2 separate regions of the Homo sapiens genome follow, and region 2 is linked to region 1. Evidence: read pairs that join two places in POLR2A ChIA-PET (ENCODE). Cell type or tissue: PC-9. All regions are shown on one strand. Each heading gives the region's core, and the rest is flanking DNA. Links, peaks and the distances in the headings are about the cores only.

The links. ChIA-PET counts read pairs that join two places held together with the same protein. Peaks named below come from ENCODE experiments on the same cell type or tissue, not always from the same donor. Only the 100,000 strongest peaks of a DNase experiment are listed, where the experiment ranks them.
Region 2: POLR2A ChIA-PET joins it to region 1 with 6 read pairs; 2 of 35 experiments call an interaction of 5 or more read pairs at or near these places.

The regions. Positions count from the first base shown.
Region 1 is chr1:159,914,069-159,919,552 of GRCh38, forward strand. TAGLN2 (transgelin 2) reads right to left here. Exons shown (of 5, transcript NM_003564.3): 4 at 5,206-5,308; 5 at 4,043-4,873. The coding sequence ends at 4,732. Among named protein-coding and RNA genes, the nearest start is that of TAGLN2, 8.7 kb to the right of the region's middle. RefSeq lists an enhancer at 3,849-4,738. In PC-9, for the core only: no CTCF peak of the experiment used is centred there; a DNase peak (open chromatin) is centred at 2,373; H3K27ac peaks cover 4,794 bases.
Region 2 is chr1:160,216,243-160,222,155 of GRCh38, forward strand. It overlaps DCAF8 (DDB1 and CUL4 associated factor 8), which reads right to left. Exons shown (of 14, transcript NM_015726.4): 12 at 2,607-2,726; 13 at 2,082-2,198; 14 at 1-1,466. The coding sequence ends at 1,350. Among named protein-coding and RNA genes, the nearest start is that of PEA15-AS1, 10 kb to the left of the region's middle. In PC-9, for the core only: CTCF peaks have their summits at 3,522 (motif pointing left) and 3,722; no DNase peak of the experiment used is centred there.

The DNA.
Region 1 (5,484 bases), core at 485-5,484:
AGCCTACTTTCCCTCCACCTCCACAGTGATTTTCCACTTCCAGGCTGAAGGCAAGGAGCAAATGAACCCAAGCTGGCTCCTACCTCTTCCTCCTGCCCTCCTCCCATTTTTTTCCCCCAAATCCTCAAATCACCTTCCATGTGTCCAGAGCATGCAATCCACCCTCCAACCTCCTCTCCTCTATCTGTAGGAAATGCAGCTTCTTGGGTTTTTATTTTTTGGAAATGAATAATCTGGAAGCATTGGAAGCAGAGACATGAGCTGGGCTGTATCTCAGATATGATGAAAGGCTGGGTTGCTAGGCCCTTGGGCTGGCTGGGCACTGTGTTGCCAAGCCAGGGGGCTGAGGAGCATGAGGGTGGTGTCATGCTCACTCATTCATTCAACAAATATTTATCCAGCACCTACAACATGCCAACCACTACTCTACATGAGCAAAACCAACAAAAGCCTGCCTTTGTGTAGTTTACATTCTATGGGTGGGGACAGAAAATAAATAAGTAAAATATATTGGGTGTCAGGTGGTGATAAAAGAAAGCAGGAATGGAGCACGGGGTCCAGGCTGAGGGTGAAGTGTGCAGTTTTAAATGAGGTGATCAGGGAAGATGACGTCTAAACAAAAACCTGAAGGAGATAAAGGAGCAAGTGAGGGCAGCACCTGGAAGGAGATTGTTCCAGGCGGCAGGAGAAGCCCTGCAAGTGCAGAGTGTTAGGAGACACCTCTGTAGCGCGTTGAACAATGAGAACACGTAGACAGAGAGGGGAACAAGACATACCAGGGTCTGTGGTCGGGGAAGGGGTGTGGCGAGGGGAGGGTGAGCATCAGGACAAACAGTTAATGTATGCGGGGCTTAAAACCTAGGTGATGGGTTGATAGGTGGAGCAAACCACCAGGGCACACGTATACCTATGCAACAAACCTGCATGTCCAGCACCTGTATCCCAGAGCTTAAAGTTAAAAAAAAAAAAAAAGAAAGAAAGAAAGAAAGAGTTGAACAATGAGAACACATGGACACAGGGAGGGAAACATCACATACCGGGGCCTGTTGTGGAGGTGGGAGGCTGGGGGAGAGATAGCGTTAGGAGAAATGCCTAATGTAAATGACGAGCTGATAGGTGCAGCAAACTAACATGGCCCATGTATACCTATGTAACAAACCTGCACGTTATGCACATGTACCCTAGAACTTAAAGTATAATAATTAATAATAATAATAATAAAGAAAAATGTAAGAAAGAGAGAGAGACACCACTGTAGACAGCCACACAGAATAAGGTGTTGGGAGATGGCAAGAAAAGGCAGAACCATACACAGGCTGGTGCCTAGTCTGGGCCCCAGGGCCTGAAGTGGGGTCAGAGATGAGAGAAGCCAAGTTAAGGATGAAATTGTAACCTCAGGTGAGACAAAATGCTAGAAAGCAGACAAACAGAAAGCTGGAAAATGTTGAGATGCCACTGGAGGCCGGCTCCAGAAGGAAGCAGCTGAGTCTGCAGTTAGATGAATTAAGGGAACATTGAGATTCCTCACAAGGCTTGGGTGGTGGTGGGTGCAGCCAGAAGAAGGTGAGCCCAATGGCTGAGCCCCTCTCAAATACAGCTGGTGTCTCCCTTGAAAATAAGCTGTTCCAGGTAAAGGGGATAGGGCCACTGAAAGCATCTTGGCCCGTGTTCAACAGGACAGTGGTGAAGGGCATGAAACTGCTGGGCATCAGCTCCCTCTCAGCCCAGGGTCCATACACAAATGTTCCACCTTTTATTCCCCACACTTCCATTTCCTGAGCACTATGTGCTAGCATTCCCCATGCAAAGTGCTTTCCAGGGTTCATCTAATCCTCACGGCAACTTCACGAGGAAGGAATTATCATCTTCAGCTTACAGATGAGGAGCATTGCCCTGCCACCCACCACCACCTCTGTCCCCTAGTCCCTTGACAGCTTCACTTCTTGCTGAGCCTAGAGCTGCACAGGCTCAGCCAGGTTCAGAGCCAGCTTGATTGGATGCAAATCCCTGCTTCTCCCTTAATTGCTTTGTGGCCCTGGGCACATTCCTTGGCCCTTCTGAGACCAGTATCCTCATCTAAAGACAAAATGGGGAACACATTACAGTAATATCCACCTCCTGGGCGTTTGTGAGAATCTTCTGGGAGAAGGCAGTGGTTCTCAGCGCTGGCACTGTAACAAATGGCATTTCTCAGAGTTGTGAGGCGTGTGGCCAATAATTTATAGCTATAAATAGTTAAACCAGGGAAGGTGGCAAACGGCTTGTTGTTTTAGTATACATAGCGAATTCAATGTTTTCTCTGCAATGACATCACTCTCCCTGACTAGCATTCCACAAAGCCTTCCTGAATGAGAGATAAAGGATCTAATCCCCTGGGAATTTGCCCATAGGCTGCAGCCTATCTTATCTGTGCCACAGCCTGTGGGAGTGCAGCAAGCAAGCAAATACAGTCTCTCCCGAGGTGTGGTGTGGCAAGGCTAAGCGTGGTGTGGGGATGAGGCTGACAGCCATGGCTATGAAGAATTGGCATTGGGCCTCGCCCCTAGTGGGTGCTTTTTGGAAGAGGGAGCCTCAGAGAAGCAGGGGAACAAAAGGGGAGAGAACAAAAGCTCTGGATACAAACCTGTTTCCCTCAGGCACAGTGTTGTGGCTTTCTCCTCCTAGGAGACAGAGATACCCTCAGGTAGAAAAGGGGAAAGGGGCAAGGAAGGCCAGGCCTCTGGGTGAGGCTGATGGGGCTGGAACTTAATGTCAGACTGGCCCAGCGTCCCTCAAATTCCCCCTGGGGAGACACAGAGTCTGACTGGGAAGCCTTGGGGTAAAGGTAACACCTAGTGGTTAGAAACTATGGGTGGGGCTCCCAGCACTTTGGGAGGCTGAGGCTGGGGAGTTGGGAGATGGCAAGAAAAGGCAGAGCCATGAGGTCAGGCAGATCGCTTGAGCTCAGGGGTTCGAGACCAGGCTGGCCAACATGGTGAAACCCCATCTCTATAAAAAATACAAAAAATAGCCAGGCACGGTGGCTCACATCTGTAATCCCAGCACTTTGGGAGGCCGAGGCTGGCAGATCACCTGAGGTCGGGAGTTCAAGACCAGCCTGACCAACGTGGAAAAACCCCGTCTCTACTAAAAATACAAAAAAATTAGCCAGGCGTGGTGGCACATGCCTGTAATCCCAGCTACTCAGGAGGCTGAGGCAGGAGAATCGCTTGAACCTGGGAGGCGGAGGTCGCAGTGAGCCGAGATCATGCCACTGCACTCCAGCCTGGAGAACAAGAGCGATCATGCTACTGCACTACAGCCTGGGTGACAAAGCAAGACTCTGTCTCAAAAAAAAAAAGAAAAGAAAAAAAAAGAAACTGTGGGTGGAACACTCATGCCTCGGTCAAGGATAGGTGCTAGAGACAACCTGACCCAAAATTGATGATCATGGCCCAAGGCCACACCCTAGAAAGGAAGTTTTAGTCTCTCCCAGGCACTTAGTTCACAGGTGCTTAGGATCAATCAACACGGCTTCTTCCCTCCAGCGACCACCACCAACTCACTCCTGCTCATTCCCCAGCTCTCCACGTTTCCTCACCACTGCAACCCCCACCCTCACCACTCCAACACAGACCACCTCACCCCAAGCCCGCCTGAGGGACCTCTCACCTGGAGACAGCTTCACTTGCCAGGACTGATGGCTGTGCCAGCAGCCAGCCCCACCCTCTCAGTGACTGAGAAGCTGTTCCAACTGTAGAGGCAGACCCAGCCAAAGGCAGCAGGCAGGATTAGCCAATTCCATTGACTAGAAAGGGCCTTACTTCCCTGTGGACACTGCCTACATAGTCTGCATTCAGCTGTGAGGTCCTGTCCCCTCTCAATTCCAACCTACACCACCCCCCAAAGCAAGTGAGAATGAGGATGGGGAGGAAACTCAAGACAGGGGTTAGCACTGCAACCTCTCATCTCTGCCCTCCTTCCTGTATCACTCACTGCACTTTGCCCAGTATTCCTCCCTTCCCCACAGTGGCACAGTGGCCCCAGACACAGCCAGAGTCCATTCAAAAATGACAAATTCTTTATTTAAATCAACAAACTCATCTTCCTCAAGCCCCAGACCATGGTAGGCAGCCCTCCCTCTCCATCCCCTCACCCCACCCCTTAGCCACAGTGAAGGGAATGGAAAATGAGAAGCCACGAGGGCCCCTGCCAGGGAAGGCTGCCCCAGATGTGTGGTGAGCACAGTCAGTGCAGCTGTGGCTGGGGCAGCAGCTGCCACAGGCTCCTCCCTATAAATTAAGTTCCTGCAGCCACAGCTGTGGGAGAAGCATACTTGTAGAAGCAAGGCCAGTCCAGCATCAGAAGGCAGAGGCAGCATCAGTGACTCCCAGCCATGGAATGAACGGAGGACACAGAGCTCAGAGACAGAACAGGCCAGGGGGAAGAAGGAGAGACAGAATAGGCCAGGGCATGGCGGTGAGGGACTGAGGCCCCTAAATTTTGGTCCCAGGGGAAAGGAAGAGGCCAGTTGGTCCAGTTTTGATGGCTATGGGGAAGGGAATGTATTAGTAAGCATGGGGGAGAGGATGCCAGCAGGCACCTCAGAGGTGACAGGACAGGCTGAACCCCCCACCCTGACAGAAAGGAGCTTGAGAGCTCTGGGGCTCTCTGGGAATGTCACTGCTAAAATATATATCTACATATATATTAACCATTCGTGGGAGGGCAGGGGCAAGGCCTGGGGTGGGATCAGAGGATCTGGCGTGGCATCCCGTAGCCAGTCATGCCTGCCTGAGACGCCCCGCGGTTGGTGCCCATCTGTAACCCGATCACGTTCTTGCCCTCTTGCAGCTGGTTATCCGAGAAGTTCCGAGGATTCTCCTTGGATTTCCTGGGTGACAAGGGAGTGGTGGTTAGAGGAGATCACAGGCTGCCCTAGTAAATCCCTTCCTTGGACAGAGCACAGGCTTTGCTGTTGGCTCAAGGGCTGGTGCCAGCTCTGCCCTCGAGAGCCATAAGCTCTCTGAAGCCACCTCCTCATCTGTCCAAAGGGACAGTCATTTGCCATCCCAGAGGGTGTTGTGAGGATTAAGTGAGATGAGGAATTTTCTGAAAGTGCTTTGTAAAGGGCCAGCTGCTACTGAGATAAGTTATTTCCTAGGGACAGGATTGGGCAGAAACAATGCACCTGCTGGACCCTGCGGCTGTCCCAGCAATACTTACTTAGGGAACCAGTTGGGATCCCCAGAGAAGAGCCCATCATCTCGGGCTACTGCCAGCCCACCCAGATTCATCAGCGTCCGCTGCACACAGGCCATGTTCTTTCCTGGGAAGGAGAATGGGAATGTGTCAGCCTCCGCAGTGTCCTAGATACCAGGGTTCCGCCTCTATCGCTAAGTCAGCAGGCCTGGCTTCCTAATTATTTCTACTGTTCATTTCCATACCCTTCTCCATTCCAGCCTCCAATATGACCAAGTGCTCCATGGAACACAAACACACCCC
Region 2 (5,913 bases), core at 495-5,494, 300 kb after region 1:
GAAGTTGGATGGCTTAATGATCAAGCAGCTAAAGGTAAGAGAGACAGAGTGAGAGAGTGTGTATGTATGTGTGTGGTGTGTGTGTACATGTCTTCTGTCACAAAGTACCACAATAGTCTGCAGTGGTGGCACCACCCTAAAGTAGTTAAGTTTTAAAGACAGGCCAGCCTCTGGTTAGAAGAGCCATCCTTGGAACCCCCTACAAGACTTAAGGAGAGGTAGGAGATCTGAGGCAGAGCTGAGAGGAATTTCCTGTTTTTCCCAACCCCTACACCAAAGCAGGGAACCAGGAAGGGCAGAAATGAGGATCCTTCCATTCTCAAGCCTCCTAAAACCTAAAGGGTAAGTCCCAATCTCTAGTGACCATACACAGAGGTAAACTGACCCCAGGTGTCACTTCCACACCATTACTCTTGTTCACTCTTAAGTCCCTTTATTGCATTCAGAGAATATATAGGTATTTAAACTTTGACAATAATTTTACCTTGATACATCCAAGTTTGACTTGCTTTTTAATATATTTATAGATATAAAATTAGGCCTCTAACAGTGATAGGGACAGGGAGATTGCTGCCACCAAACAATGTTTCTTAAAAAAATAACAGAAGAGGTAATATCCTTCCTATTCTTCCTTCACTTCTGCCCCTCCTCCCACCTCTTCCCAGCCTCCCTCACCTGACCTATTTAGGGGGTGATGGGATGAAGAGAAGAGAGTGAAGGATATGTAATCAAGTGCAAAATACTGTGGTAAGTACAGAGAATGAATAAGGTGGAAAGGAAAGTGAAGAGTGTGGGATGGTTAGGGGCTTTAAGGACTTCCCAGGAAAATAGGATTCTGGGATGGGGTTGCTGGGGGTGGGGGGGGAGCCAACTGTCATAAACTTTTAAAAAACAAAGGAAGAAAAGGTCAAAAACCTAAACCAAAGAGAGAGTGGCACTCCTACCCTCCACTCTGGCCCCTTGGTACTGAATAGCCAGTTGTTCCCCCCACCCCTCCCCCAGCCCAAGAAACAAGGGAGATTAAAGAAAAAGAAACCCCATTCCCTATCCCAAACCAGTTAACAAAATAGGCTTCCCTCTCCTCTCAAAAAGAGGCTTTGGGGAGAGGCCATTTCTGCCGAGTCCTATGCACCTCTCCATAGAGCCCCATTCCAGGGCTCAACTCCCATTCCTAGGTACTCTTTGTTGGTTCACTCCTCTGGTTTGTCCTTCTCCTGGGATGTCTTTCTTTTATCTAAAGCAAAAAGTCCAAAGTGCGTTTCTGCTGAATGTAGGGCCTGGGACAGGAAAGGGTTGCCCAGGCAGGATCAGGTTGGCAGCCCCAGCCTGCCCCACCTAGGTATGAGGCCTCAAGATGGCATGCACTGCACCCGGTCAGGGCCCTCCTCCTCGTCCGATGTGTCTGAGGAGCTGGGAGACTCATCAGAGTCCGCGTCTGTGGCCCCAACCCCAGGTTCTCGCCAGCGCTGTGGATGGGAAAGGCTTGTTAGTAACTTCCCTGGATGGAACAAGGACAAGCCTGTTAGGTCTTAGCCAGAATTTAGATGCTTTAGGCCAGAGATCAGCAGAATTTTTCTTAAAGGGCCAGAGAGTAAATACTTTAGACTTGTGGTCTATATGGTCTTTATTGCAACTATTCAACTCATTGTAGCGTGAAGGCCGCCACAGACAATACACAGAATGGGTATGGCTGCAAGCCAATGAAACTTTATTTACAAAAACCAGCAGCAGGCCAACTGCCAGTTTGCCAACCCCTGAACTAGGCCTCTTTTGGCATAAGAGGAAAAATAGAAGGGTCACACTGAGACTTGTTATTTCTTCTCAATTCCCTCCTCCACCCTCCAGCTTTTGCCTTTATGAAGATAGCATTACACATGGACGGCAATGGACAAAAGTAGATACCACCCTTTTCTGCTGATGTCTCTTCCAAGGCTATATCAGGGATCTGATGGGGACAGAGGACAGTGGATAGGAAATCCGACCAAGATCACCTGATTACTGCTTGAAGTCACTACTCTGGAACTTTTTAGCCCTCTTAAAAGGGTCACTCCCTTGGGAATTCATTTCCAACCCTAGCTTACCCGGTGATGGCGTCTCTGTCTCAGGTGATGCATAAGGAACCACAGCATGTGACTATCAAACAGGTCAGTTTGGTGCAAGCTATCTTCATCCCGCTCCCGCTTGTTCTTCTTAATCACCTGGAACCCAAAAAGGTTGGGAAGAGGGGGCAGCAATGAAGAGGAACCCGGGACCTGATCAAGAAGGCTGATCTCCTATCCCAATAAAAGCTTCCCTTAAGTTGAAGTGGAGCTACATTAGATTAGGAAATGATGCCCTAGGTTCAGCTGCTGAAAAGGTAGCAGGCTTTAATACAGAATAATTCTTAAAGATGCTCCTTATCCCCATCCTATTACAAATTAGTGCCACTTCACAGCTGCCCCCTGGAGCAGGACTATTCCTACAGAGGAAATTACAGGAATGTGGGGGAGGGTGTTAGAGCAGTGCCTTTAAAGAACTGGGCAGCAAGTTATTCCTCCCTATGACAATAAGAATCAACAGTATGTGGATAAGCAGAAAGAAAATAACTTCTGCAGTCAGCCACTTACATCTTTTAACCCTGTCAGCTCAGTGGAAGCTTCAGCTGTGGGTGCCCAGATCTTCACATCATGGTCTAGGCCACTGGTTGCCAGCACAGGCAGGTGAGGGTGGGGCTCAAGACAGTTTACCTGGTCAGGAAGAAAGGAAAACACAGACTCAGCAGTGTGTGGGAGTAGGGTTTAAAAACCACTACTCACCTTGAGCCAAATAACTGCCCTTGATCAGGGCTGAGGCAGCTGCTGGGGAAGGGAGGCCCACCCATCCTGAGCCTAAGCCAAAGGGCACTGAGGGTAGAGAAACCAGACACAGACTGGGTATAAGACCAGGCACATCAATCATTTCCTATGTATAGGTCGGGGGTGGCTTCATCCCCAGATATGGCCCTAGGGGTGGGTGAGTGGACTGCCCAAGCTTACTGCTGGCTTCGTAAGAAGACAATGAAATCCAGATGACCTCATTCACTCCAGATTCCAAAGCTCCAACTTGCCCAAGGCTGGAAAAAACCATCTCAGTGGCTTTCACCAAGTGGCAAATAAATTTTAAAAAATGAAGAAAGCAGCAGCTGCCAATGAACCCCCAGAGAAGAGTCGGAGAACTATATTCATTTGGCAGTGTTTACTAGAACTGGAGGAAGGCACAGGCTGAGAAGAGGAGGCTGAGTTGCAGGGAGTGGTGGGAGTGATGGAGGCTCATGTCTGCTTGAGAGAACCTTGCACATCCCAGGGGGAACATCCTACTACTTGCCCTGAGCACAACAGGCTCAGCTATAAGGCAGCACATTAAAACCAAGCAGCTTCTTGGGGCTCCCAAAGCCTCAATCTCAGCCACCCTCTGGGTAAATTCACTGAACAAGGCAAAAGAAATAAACTCCAGCAGGCAGGCCTTCTAGCTTAGGCAGCTTCCTTCTGTCCGAAAGGCACCCAATGCCCCCTGCTGTCTGACTTGGAAACATGAGCTTCCCTAAGGGAAGGGCAGGGAAGTTCCTACCCCATCCAGAAGAGTTAGTTCCAGATCTAGCTGCTAAAGCATTTTGAGTCTTTTAGTGAAAAGAGGAACACATAGGAAAGGCACCCTGCCTTGCAGCTGGACCTATAGTCCAAGAAAACAACTTCTTTTAGTTCTCTCTGGACCAACCACCTCCGCTGCCTCACCTGCACAGGCAGAGAACAGCTGAGGAGAAGTCAAGGGCAGGCATGGAAAATAGAGCTGACCTACAGACTTCCCACTTACTTTGACTTCCATCTTACAAATAAACAAATGCTCAGAAAAGACTGAAGCTAAGACTGAGCTTATGAATAAAACAGAAACCCCGTTCTTTATCTCCTCCTCCCATTCCACATATCAGCCTATTGTGAAGTTTATCTTTGGGCTCTTTTAGGCAGTGCAGTTAAAGTCCAATGCCTGGAATAGTATCTATCTATAGTAATGGACAACTTACATATACAAACCTGCACTTTTTCATCTATCTCCTAATAAGCCCTTGTTACAGACCTGTACTCTGAGCTAGCTCTGCTTGAATAAGTCAGGAAAATAAAAAAACACAGGGGAACAATTCCTTGGAACTTAAGACTAAGGAAAAAGCCAGTGGCAAGAGGAACAAGAGAATAACATACAGTACCTGAATTGGAGCCTGCGGGGGGAGCCGACAGAGAACTTCTGGGCCAGAGTACCTGGTCACTTCACCAGACCTGTCTGAATGCCAGGACTTATCCTGTCAATAATGCCTGAGCAGAGAAAAGAGCTCTGGCCTTAGATGACTGGGCTGGGGGAATGTAGAGAATGGGATCAAGCATCAAAGTGCTCTTGGGAGACTAAGGGGCTGTCCTCTGATACCACCCCCAACCCTTGTCCCTGTGAAGCTGAATGGGAACAAAGAAAAGATCCTCAAATCAGTCAGGAGATCTGGGCAAGGCAGAAAATAACTTCTAAGATCTTTGGTTCTAACATTCTACGTTACAATTACATTCTACTCTACATTTACAATTTGCATGATATAGAACTGCTGAGTCTACTACATTGAAAGTAGTGCCTGGTAACCCCCACTGCTGGAAAATTAGGACCAAAAAACAGAGCAGAGGGAGCCAAGTAAAAGACCACATCGATCATTCAGCTTACACAGAGACAAGAATATGTAAGGAAATTTGCTTCAGGGGTAGCCTCTATATCTCTTATTCTACTCATTTACTCTTAGGACCACTAAAACTTAGGCCTGGGGCCCACCCATCCCAAGTAGATGCCTTCCTCACCTGGGCAAATGGGTTAATCATCAAACCCTGGCATTGGCTGAGCTAAAAGCAAACTGGCCTGCAGAATGCTTTTGGAGAATGGACAAATGCTGGCCTGGGAGAGGGCATTCAGCCCTGCATCTCTCTGGAACAGAATGCAAGGCAATAGCTTATGTCAAGAAAAAATTCACTGGCCCCTTCTGACTTCCTTTCTCTAAATGCCTATTGCATAATTCCCATTAAGACTCAAGTGTTTTGGGTTTGTTCACTGCAGATGACACAGGGGGACCTATGGAAGAGTTGGAAATGAAGCAGGGAAGAGTGAGACACACCTTGAACTTCTAGACTCCTCTCCATTTGTATTCAAACCATAAAAACCCTAGATCTATGCAGGTCCCAGGTCCCTGAAATTTAGAGGAAACCAGAAGAAAATTTGAAATACCCTTTCACCAGGGCAAGAAAAACATAAGGAATGGGATCCTGATTGCAAAGAACCATTCTAAATTCTAAAACCACTCTCTGAAAAAACCTCATCAAGAGATGGCTAGGCTCTTTGAAGTTCCCCACAGCTAAGAAGGAATAAAAAGGAAGAGAGACTTAGCTGTCTCAGTCATTCCTTAGAGGCCTTGGATAACCAGACTATTCTGGGCAATCAGTATAATTTAGTCTTCCAAACTGTGTTTTTCCCATCTCCTGTGGTCCAAAAACCTTGTAACAGAAAGCGATTGAACTCCTTCCTAATTCTAGGTCTCAAAAAAAAAAAAAAAAAAAAAAAGATAAGGTTAACCAGATACATCTTAAGAGCTGATTGCTCTTCATTCCCTAACTCGATTCTCACTCTTCCTTTTTGCCCTAACTCCACAGAGGGCTGCAGAACTCAAAGGCCAGGCAGACTATGATACGATCATGGGTTATACAGCAAGCAGACTGCTCAGCTACTAAAAAACAATTGCCACATTTGCGTTCTCCTTATATGTACACATGTATATGTGTTTGTTATCTATTTGAATGTACGCATGACATTTCACCCCTAAATACTTCAACATGTATCTCTTAAGTACAAGAATATTCTAAGTAATCAAATCAATTT